Linked DNA regions of Homo sapiens: region 2 is linked to region 1. A link is a loop called in an ENCODE intact Hi-C map of the cell type or tissue named here. Cell type or tissue: IMR-90. All regions are shown on one strand. Links, peaks and the distances in the headings refer to the core of each region. The heading gives the core; the rest is flanking DNA. Region 1 has its middle 36 kb from the start of JRKL. Region 2 overlaps C11orf97 (chromosome 11 open reading frame 97).

Region 1 (5,391 bases), core at 148-5,147:
TCTTTAATATTAGGGAGATGTTTACTAGAGTTTTCCCATCCAATCATAGAATCTTGGATCCAGTAGGTAATGCAAATGTCTTGTGATAAAAACTTTTAAAATGTAGTAAATTACCTTGGATGACTAAACTATCTAGATGGATGGACCTTATTCTGAATTTTCTTTGAAACTAGCAGTATTCTAATAGAGTTTCAATTAATTTAATAAGGCTACTTTGACTAATAGCCATTAAAAGGTAGTATAAAATGTGACATTCCTTTTTTAAAAATTAATAGCCCTTACTTTTAGAGCACTTTTGGGTTTATAGAAAAATTATACAGATCATACAGAGAGTTCTCATATACCCCCTCTTCCATATTCCTCCCCACAATTTACCTAATTATTAACATCTCGGTGTGGCATATGTGTTATAATTAATCAATATTGTTACATTATTATTAACTAAGGGTCATGATTTACATGAGGATTCACTCTTTGTATTGTATAGTTTTATGAATTTTGACAAATACATAATGTCATGCATCTATCATTAGAGTATCATACACAATGGTTTCACTTGCTTAAAAATCCTTTTCACACCATCTCTTCATCATTCCCTACGTCCCTTTCTTTCTCCCCCTTGAGTCTCTGGTTTTAAGAGTTATTGTTATATTTTGGATAACAGTCCTTTATTAGATATGTGTTTTGCAAATATTTTCTCCCAGTCTGTGTCTTCTTGTTTCCTTTTATTAACAGTGTCTTTTGCAGAGTAAAAGTACTTATTTATTTATTTATTTATTGAGACAGAGTCTAGCTCTGTCACCCAGGCTGGAGTGCAGTGGTGCCATCTTTGATCACTTCAGCCTCCACCTCCTGGGTTCAAGTGATTCTTGTGTCTCAGAGTCCTGAGTAGCTGGGACTACAGGCATGTGGCACCATGCCTGGCTAATTTTTATATTTTTAGTACAGATGGTGTTTCACCATATTGGTCAGGCTGGTCTTGAGCTCCTGACCTCAAGTGATCTGCCTGCCTTGGCTTCCCAAAGTGCTGAGATTACAGGCATGAGCCACTACACCCGACAGAAGCTTTTAATTTTAATGAAGTCCAACTTACTACTTTTTTCTTTCATGAGTCATACGTTTGGTATTTTATCTAAAAAGTCATCACCAAACCCAGGGTGACTTAGATTTTCTACAATGTTGTTGTTTTTTTTTTTTTTCTAGAGGTTGTATTGCTTTAATTTTACAATTAAGCTTATGAAACCATTTGAGTTAATTTTTATGAAGGGTGTAAAGTCTGTGTCTAGCTTCTTTTTTTTTTTTTGCATGTAGATGTTCCATTGTTCCAGCATCATTTGTTGAAAATATTCTTCTTTCTCAATTGAATTGCCTTTGTTCCTTTGTCAAAGATCAGTTGAGTATACTTGTGTGGGTCTATTTCTGAGCTCTCTATTCATTGATCTATCTGTTTATTCTTTTTCCACCACCACATTGTTCTGATCATTATAGCTTTATAGTAAATCTCCAAGTCATGTGGTGTCAGTTCTCTGACTTCATTCTTCCACTTCAGCATTGCACTAACTAATCTGGCTCTATTGCCTTTTCATGTAAACTTTAGAATCTCTTAATAATCAATTCTCAAAATAACTTGCTGGGATTTTGGTTGAGATTTTCTTGACACTTTAGATCAAGCTGGGAAGAACTGATATCTTGAAAATATTGAGTCTTCCTATCCATGAGCATGGAATAACTCCATTTATTTAAATCTTCTTTCATCAGAGTTTTGTAGTTTTGCTATTACAGATTTGTATATATTTTGTTAGGTTTATGCCTAAGTATTTCTTCTCTCACTCTTCAGTGTTAATGTAAATGTTGTTGCGTTTCTAGATTCAAATTTCAGTTGTTCATTGCTGGTATAGGAAAGTAATTGACTTTTGTATATTAACCTTGTATCCTGAAACCTTCTATAATCACTTATTAGTTCCTGTAGTTTTTTTGTGTGTTGATTCTTTGGAATTTTCTACCTAAACATTCATGTCATCCATGGGCAAAGACAGTTTTATTTATTCTACTCAATCTTATGCCTTTTATTTCTTTATCTTGTCCTGTTTTATCAGCTAGGATTTTCAGTGTAATGTTGAATAGGAGTGAAAGAACATAGTTACTTTTTTAAAAGAAAATATTTTATGAATTTGATAGTAGAATTAGGCAATTTAATCCCATGTTAAATAAGAATATAAAATTTTGATTAGTAGGGTAGCCAAGCTTCTTATAAAATAATAAATTGCTGAGAAAACCAATTTAAATTCCCCTGGAAACAGCGATTTCTGACTGACGTAATGGATCAAAAGGAGATTTTCTTTTAAGTCAGTGTCCAGGGAGTATGTAAAACAATTGAATAAGGAACCCCTCTTATATTAAATACAAAGCACCCAGAGGAATAAAAAAATCAATAAACATACACACATACATGCAAGACACACCAGGGAGCATATAAAACATATAAAATATTCTCATTTCCTAATTCAATTTGATAATAACAACTAATTTTAAAAATCAGACCTTTAGTGACTATTATGGAGAGACATAGTGGGTGAAAGGAAAGAAATTTTTTAGCATCATTATAGACTACCAGATACCTTTGCTGTATTAAGATTTTTTTAAATGGAAAAACAGAAGAGATAAGGAAGAATAGAAACAAAGGATGACACAGTCACATGTTCACAAGACAAAGAAACGCAAACACACATACTCACTTCATACTGGAGTTGCAAATGTGAACTAGCACAGCTAAAAGGGAGAGACAATTACAGGGACTCACAAAATTACTATGTAGGAGGCTTTCATGTGGATGAAGAGACAGGATAACAAGCACCTGCGGAATAAAACACACACACACACGCACACACACACACACGCCCACCATGAAGCTCCGTTCAAAATTCAAATGCATATAATCTGCAGAAAAACAAAGATACACTCATTTTAAAGCGTGTATCCCTGACACATTTTAAAGTGGATATCCCTGTTTCCATTTTGTTTTATAGATGGTTTGATTCTAACTTCATTTGGAAACATAGATGATCTGAAATCTTAATTTTTGAGAAAGAAAACCCAAATTTAGTCTTCAGGAGAGTTTTAAATATCTTGAAACAAAACAGGGGTTGGGATGCGGGAGCAGGGCAATGGGGACATTTAAGATGGAGTAACATCCCCATCTTGTGGTATATCAGAATATTGACTCTTCTTTTTAACACTATTTTGATTTAACATAGTTTTGGGTAAAAACATATCTAACTTGATTATGGGAACACGAGAGAGTAGTGACACAGGAAATTGAATCTGCAATTTCTCAACCCATTAAATTGTTCATCAATGCTGAACTAATACAAGAGTTACATTAATAAGCGGCAGGTTTAATTACTTAGCAGATGGCTGTTCAGTGTTCACCTTAATGTTATCAGACTCAGCAAAAACAAAGAGATGACCCGCATTTGTATCTATCTGTTCTACAATATATTGTCTAGAGGTTTCATTTTTTATTTTATTTTATTATTATTATTTTTGAGACTGAGTCTCGCTCTGTCGCCCAGGCTGGAGTGCAGTGGCGCGATCTGGACTCACTGCAAGCTCCACCTCCTGGGTTCAGGTCATTCTCCTGCCTCAGCCTCCCGAGTAGCTGGGAAGCGCCTGCCGCCACGCCCGGCTAATTTTTTGTATTTTTAGTAGAGATGGGGTTTCACTGTGTTAGCCAGGATGGTCTCGATCTCCTGACCTCGTGATCTGCCCACCTCGGCCTCCGAAAGTGTTGGGATTACAGGCGTGAGCCACCGCGCCCGGCCGAGGTTTCATTTTTAAAAAATGACAAACATTCTTGTTACTTTCTTGCACTTTTTTTTTCTTTCTTTTTCTTTTTCTTTTTCTTCTCTTTTCTTTTCTTTTCTTTTTTTTTTTTTTTGAGACGGAGTTCGCTCTGTTGCCCAGACTGGAGGGCAGTGGCACAATCTCGGCTCACTGCAACCTCTGCCTCCTGGGTTCAAGCGATTCTCCTGCCTCAGCTTCCCAAGTAGCTAGGATTACAGGTGCCCACCACCACGCTCAGCTAACTTTTTGTATTTTTAGTAGAGATGGGGTTTCACCATATTGGTCAGGCTGGTCTCGAACTCCTGACCTCAAATGATCCACCTGCCTAGGCCTCCCAAAGTGCTGGGATTACAGGCGTGAGCCACCACGCCTGACTATTGTCTTGCACTTTCTAATATAACAAAAAGTGAAGACTACTGCCACCACCAAAAACAATGCTTGCTTTGCTATAATCCTTTTCCTCAGACTGAGACACTTTGGCCTATTTAAAATGTGGGTAATGGCTCTAAAAATGCTTGTTTAGGATGCAGATGTATTCTCTATTTTGTCTTCTTTGACATTTTTATGTGGTTTTGGTTCTTTAGCATATGAAGTTTTATTTTTAATCAATCCATGATTTGTCCCTAAGTTGTTCTGATGGGAATATGAGAATACATAAAGGGAATATGAGATACAGCTCCTAGTGACAACATACTTATAGTCTAGTTGAAGACATAGACATGCCTACAAGAATTATAATTTAAAAACAAAACAGTGCGCAAGTTATTTTGATGTGCCACATCAAATTTTGTAGTTCTTTCCATCTTCTGCTTTAGTCACTCAATTCACTTGATAACTCCTTGAGGAGGCATCAACTGGGCATTTACTATTTTCATGATATTGTACTAGGAGCCATGAAGAATAACGAATAAAAGGTGCAGGGAAATATTAAAGCCTTTATAATCTAGTTTGGGTGACTAACCACAAAAATTTTTGGTGCCTACACCTATGTATAATATATTGACATAAATGGAAAGTGTGGGAGTTTTGGGTCTTAAGTGATAGGTCTCTCATTCACATGTTAAACTTATTTTTAAATATAAAGATAAAGAAAATTTAGAAATGACGGAATAAAAATCTGTAACACTGCTTCATTACCAAGTATTTACTATTTTGATGTACAATTGATTTTCCCCCTCATCTCAGGGTTTAGAGTTCTTAAGAACCACTGTGTAGGAGACTATAGCTGAAGCACATAGACCATATTTAGAAATTAGGACAGGATTACCAAGATCTTAACTCTTTTTAAAATTTAGTTAGAAAATATTTAGGAATAACTCTCATGAAAAGGTTCAAGTCTTTCTTGAAGAGAACTACAAAATAAGTAGAGGAACATAAAAGAATCTTGATTAAGTGGATGTTCTTGGGTGTGAAATATTAATATTGTAAAGAAGTAAATTCTCCTCAGATTACTACACAAATAGAATGCAATTCCCATTGGAATCCCAACTTTGCAACGTGGCTCTAAAGTTAATTTTAATAATTAAATTTTAGAGAAGAGCTAAACCT
Region 2 (5,391 bases), core at 270-5,269, 1.9 Mb before region 1:
TGTTCAGCATCCTACACCAAGTTCCCCACTCCAGTGGGAAACATCACAAGCTATGTATGTTCACGTGCCCGCTGCAGGTTTTTTCTTCTCATCGTGAAATACAAAAAATTGTTTCTCTTGTATGATGCCTCCATCAAAAGTAGTAAAAAAGAGAAAGACTGGGAGAACCAATTATTTCTTACCCCTAGCCAGCTTTACTCATATTACCTGCCTGGCCTCTTCCTATGTATATTTGAATTTGTGACTTTGGATAAACGCTACATACTGTTTTGTAGATATTCCCAAGCCTGTCTAAATTCTAGGGACCCCAACATATATGCATGGATCTAAGCATATTTGTAGCTATGTATGAATTAGCTGGGTTTGTTTGAATTTTAAGACAATCAACTCCACATACTCTGACAACAAAGTAATTGATTGTTGAAGGTGAGATTTCAGTAAGAGTCCAGATTGGATTTTCCTTAACCATAGATAAAATACTGCAATACTGGGCTATTTATTGAACTTATTGAAGAGTCTATTAAGAGGGCGATCTGTCCTGGAAGTAAACAACTTAAATTATAGCACGTTTTATTTTTGAATGAGTTGACAGTGACAATTATGGAAGTACCCTGAAGCTGTGGGGTCATTTCTGTGCTTTTTCTCTTCTCCTTTGGCTGAATGAAATTGGTAAAAAATCAAAAGATTCAGAAATTGAGTTTTATGGATGTTGAATAGAATGAACATTATATTTCTTTTGGGATACCGTTGGTTGCATAGCTAGCGGGACACAGGAGAAATAGTTGTTCAGACTGGGGCTCTTATCTGAATGAACTGTGCTACTTGTTCTTGTGGTCATATTGTGACTATAGTTAATAAGGGCTGTGAAGACACTGAAATGGACAAGGTGTCTCACGTGGTTGTTACTTTGCACTCTATACTTGGGTCTAGGGAATGCCATCAGTGACAATAGAAATAATGGGCTAACAGGCCTCTTGTCCTCCCTTCTGTGGACTTTTGATTCCTTGTAGGCTCCTGATGTGTTGATACATGGGCTGAGTTAGAAGCACTGGATGCTGGGTTGAGAGGTAGGGATGTCTTTTTATATGATGATGTTGATGTTGGGAATTATGGTGATAATAATAGTAATAATGGTTATCATTTGCAGAGTTTCTTCTGCACGTGATAAATTTTTTGCAAATAATCTCTTTTAATTCTTGCAATAACCCAGTGAGATATATGCTCTTTTAATTCACATTTTGAAGAACTTGAAGCTGAGGCTCAGGGGGATGCAGTGACTTGTCCAATGTCACACTGATACTTGGATGCAGGTTTGTCAGAAGCTGATGTTGTTGCTATTAGCCATTGGGTTCTTCTATCTCTCTTTAAAACATAAGATTATGCCTTCGGAGAGGAACAGAGATTTGAAATTGATTTAGTAGCAAGTAGTGTTCTATTCAGTTAAAAAAAAGAAATGTTACTAGTTTTCTGTAGGTTCAGTTTCAGTTTAGCCTCCAGGTTCAAATTTGAGGTAAAAACAGGTTTCAGAGGCTTTCTGCATTCCTATCAGATAAGGGCAAAGAACCTGTGTCTACTTGAAAAGGTTAACCTCATCCTGAAAAAAAAAAAAAAAAAGGGAGTGTAGTTTTCTCATCAGATCTTTTAATCAGATAGAATGGAATTTGGGCAACTTATAGAACTTTCTGGATAAGGAAGAATTTAGCTAATGTCCATCATTCATGTATTCTCAGTGATTTCCTGAAGATTTTCCTTTCTTTACAACTTTTCAAAAAGAAAAATGTAGAATTGGCTGAGCTCAGTAGCTCATGCCTGTAATCCCAACACTTTGGGAGGACAAGGCAGGCCGATCACATGAGGTCAGGAGTTCAAAACCAGCCCAGGCAACATGGTGAAACCTCGTCTCTATTAAAAATACAAAAATTAGCCAGGCATGGTAGTGTGCACCTATAGTCCCAGCTACTCTTGAGGCTGAGGCAGGAGAATTGCTTGAACCCAGGAGGCGAATGTTGCAGTGGGCCGAGATCTCACCACTGCACTTCAGCTTGGATGATGGAGCAAGACTCCATCTCAAGAAAAAAAGAAAAAAAAAAAAAAGAAAGAAAAGAAAAATGTAGGCTTATGAGACATTCATTATGGAAATAGTGCATTTATTGTATTGTTTATTTTAAAACTATTTCTGCATTTCTATTCTATAAAGGACTTTGCAGAAATAAAGTGATGTATTAATTTAATGTTTTCAAGTTGCAAGGTCTTTTGTATTTTTCTGGCTAAAACCTACAGAGGTTATAGTAGTCATGAAAAATTTGATTACTGAACTTATTAATCTTCCCCTTACACAACACTTCCTTTTCCAAAGAATTTCAGAAATGTATTGCCAGATACATTAATGAGTGTCTACATGTGCGTTAATACATGTAAACTTAATTTTGAATCCAGTTTATTTACTACTTAAGTACAAGCTTAGAAAGTGCAAAATGTTGCCAAGCAAATGTGGATATATTTCATTATTTCATTCAATTAAAATGTTTTTTGTACCTACAATATAGGAGGAATTTACTAGACACCAGTTATTCATTATTTCATTCAATTAAAATGTCTTCTGCACCCAAAATATAGGAGGAATTTACTAGACACCAAAGGCTTGCCAAGACAATTATAGAGCCTAGGAGTCACCAGACATAAATTAAAATTACTTATATTTTTCTTTCTGTAGTCAAACTCTGACCTTGCTTGCACAAGAGAAGTACAGACGATATGGCTCTAAACTGGATTTTCAAGCTCCAATGTTCATTATTTACAATCCAAAGAGAGCTGAAAGGAACTAAAATATTTTTAAGGTGTGAGCTTACCTTCCCTATAAGACCAGGCCAGGTCCTACTGGCTAAAATTTTGGGCATAAAGGCATGGTTTAGTCATTTTAAAATTCAGTATAAAAATACACGTATAAAGGTTTCTGAGTAGAAGGTGTTGGAGGCATGAGAAGGGAAGAGAGAAGAGGAATCTCTAGAAGATTCTGAGCCTCAAGAACAGATTTGATTCTTTTCTTCTAGCTTCTCCCCTTGTGCCTGCTGCCCTTTTCTTTTTCAGTTGAGAGGAGTCGACACTTGAAGTCTTTCTGGCTCCGTGCCCGCTTTGTCTGCCTTCCTCCTTCTGGAATGCACATGCCCTGAGCTGAGGGAGTAAAGTTTCTCTTAAAAGAAGCAGCTGCCTCAGAGAGCACCCATGCTGTTTTCTAGACCCCCTTTTATCCAGTCAAATATATCACCTTCTGTAACTTCTTCACCCAAACATCACTTCACATGTATGGAGGGCTATTTTTTTTCCTGCAACCATTATCCCTGAATATAGTAAATATTTATGCATAACCATATTTTGCTTTGAGAGTTTCAGATGCATTTCTGGGCATCTGCATTTATATTTCAGGTGTTTTTCTCTGTGACATTCTTGTGATTGCATCTGAAAGAGCACACTTCATTTAGTACAATTCTTCCATCTAATTTGATGTGATTTGTCTGCACGGTTCTGCTTCCTGATTTTATACTGCTTTCCACGTACTGGATCTTCACAAAGTGTCAACCACAAGTTCAAATCTATTTCCCTGGTCTCCCACAGGGTATCATGCACTGGGGGTATTGAATAAATGTCATAGGCTCCTAAATTTGAGAGTTTATTATCCAGAGGCTGGGGAGCAGCCCTTTTCTATCTCTGAACAGGATAGAAGAGGAAACTGGCTTGAATGGCAGGGGAAGATTTAGGTTAGATAGAAGGAACAGCTTAAACTTTGTAAGGTCTTAAACAGAAGGAGATTGTGCAATCTTCCTTGAAGGTCTTTGAAGAAGAGAGAAACTAATCTTGACAGATAGCTTCAGCTACTCCACTCAGGAGTGGGAAAGGAGAGGCAAGTATTGACATTCAGCTTGGCAAGTCAGCTCAATGACTGTACCTCCAGTCACGGAATCTTAGTCCATGCTTGGATAGTAAAATCATTCTCCCTGTACAAAAATAGCTATCATTTATTGAGTACAAAGCACTTTACAGCCATCTCATCTAAATCGTACAATAATCCTTCAAGTAGATATTATTATCCCTATTTCGAAAATGAGGAAATTAAGACATAGTGGGTTAAATAACTTGGTCAAAATCATGTAACTGATATATGGTAGAACTAAGATCAAAACCCAGATCTCCTCTGAACCCAGAGACTATGCTGCTAGTAATTACTTGCTATGGAATCCTTTAGAGAGGGATCAAATATCAGTGAGGATGCCAGTGGGCAGCCTTGGATCTGTGGAGAATATTTGGCATTAATATTTGCAGCGTTAGAAATGGGAAAAACAACTTATGGCAACTCACCCAAATTCACCAACTTACTAGACTTGAGTTGCAGTTTTCTACACAGTAGACATTCACCACATGCTTGTTTGCTGAGTCTCAAAACCTAACCAGGTGATTTTAGGATATGGAGGATAACCAAGTGCAAATCTTTGCTAAACCTTATTGAAAGGTATCAGGACCCAAGACCTATAATTATCAATGGGCAAACATCACTTTCCAGGTATTTTGCAATGATTTTTAAAATGTAGGATCCAGTGAGTTTATTGTTGCTCTTTTTCAGAGGGAGATTAAACAGCATCTAGTTTGTGGCTTTTAGAGGATTCTTGGATCTATTGGATGAATTAACTATTGGATGAATTAATGTAGTGATTTTTGGTCCTATTATCTTTGGAAATATTTTCTCTTACTGTAGGAATTAAATCAGAATCAGATAAAGTTGACTAAATGAATTCCATTTATTAACTGTTATTTCTGATCCTTCTCTGTTTTGTTATGTATGTTTCTATTCATCTATTTATTTAGGGGCAAGTTAAATTATCTAAGAGCACTGTAGAGGTTTAATTGCATAGAGAATAGTTGAATAAATGAAATGGAATAAAAGATTAAACATATGATAAAGATTTGAGTGGTTTGATTAGTCAAACCAAATAAACCCCCACCCAAATAAATAAAAAAATCACCAATTAAATACTTTAAAAACTCTGTGCTAAAAAGAGAATACGCTAATAATTATTTTCTTGCCTTAAAAAATATTGACAGTGGCCCTGGAAGGGATTTGGAGCATTAAAAGGAATCTGCCTGTGGGAGGCTTGAAGCCAGGACTGCCGAGCAGAAACAGTTTATTGCCACAAGCCAAGTACTACTCCAGGCACGGAGGACTCAGAAGTAAGACCCTGATGCCCTTGACTTCCACTGAAGCCCCTGAGGGGACTTTACAGTTTACAAACCAGTGGTATATGCTCTGTTTAAAGATCTCAATCAAAACTCAACCTTCCTTTGACTTGTTTCTCTTGGGTTGCTTTTAGTTTGGCCATATTATGTGATTATGGAACTCAA

The links. A loop is a pair of places that touch in the nucleus more often than their neighbours do. Peaks named below come from ENCODE experiments on the same cell type or tissue, not always from the same donor. Only the 100,000 strongest peaks of a DNase experiment are listed, where the experiment ranks them.
Region 2: it touches region 1 in a loop (16-fold over the local background); 14 of 110 quality-filtered maps call a loop at or near these places.

What each region holds. Positions count from the first base shown.
Region 1 is chr11:96,423,787-96,429,177 of GRCh38, forward strand. No RefSeq gene overlaps it. Among named protein-coding and RNA genes, the nearest start is that of JRKL, 36 kb to the left of the region's middle. RefSeq lists a silencer at 3,827-4,039. In IMR-90, for the core only: a CTCF peak has its summit at 3,192; a DNase peak (open chromatin) is centred at 3,175.
Region 2 is chr11:94,522,990-94,528,380 of GRCh38, forward strand. C11orf97 (chromosome 11 open reading frame 97) reads left to right here. Exons shown (of 4, transcript NM_001190462.2): 3 at 5,095-5,220. Among named protein-coding and RNA genes, the nearest start is that of C11orf97, 13 kb to the left of the region's middle. In IMR-90, for the core only: no CTCF peak of the experiment used is centred there; a DNase peak (open chromatin) is centred at 3,122.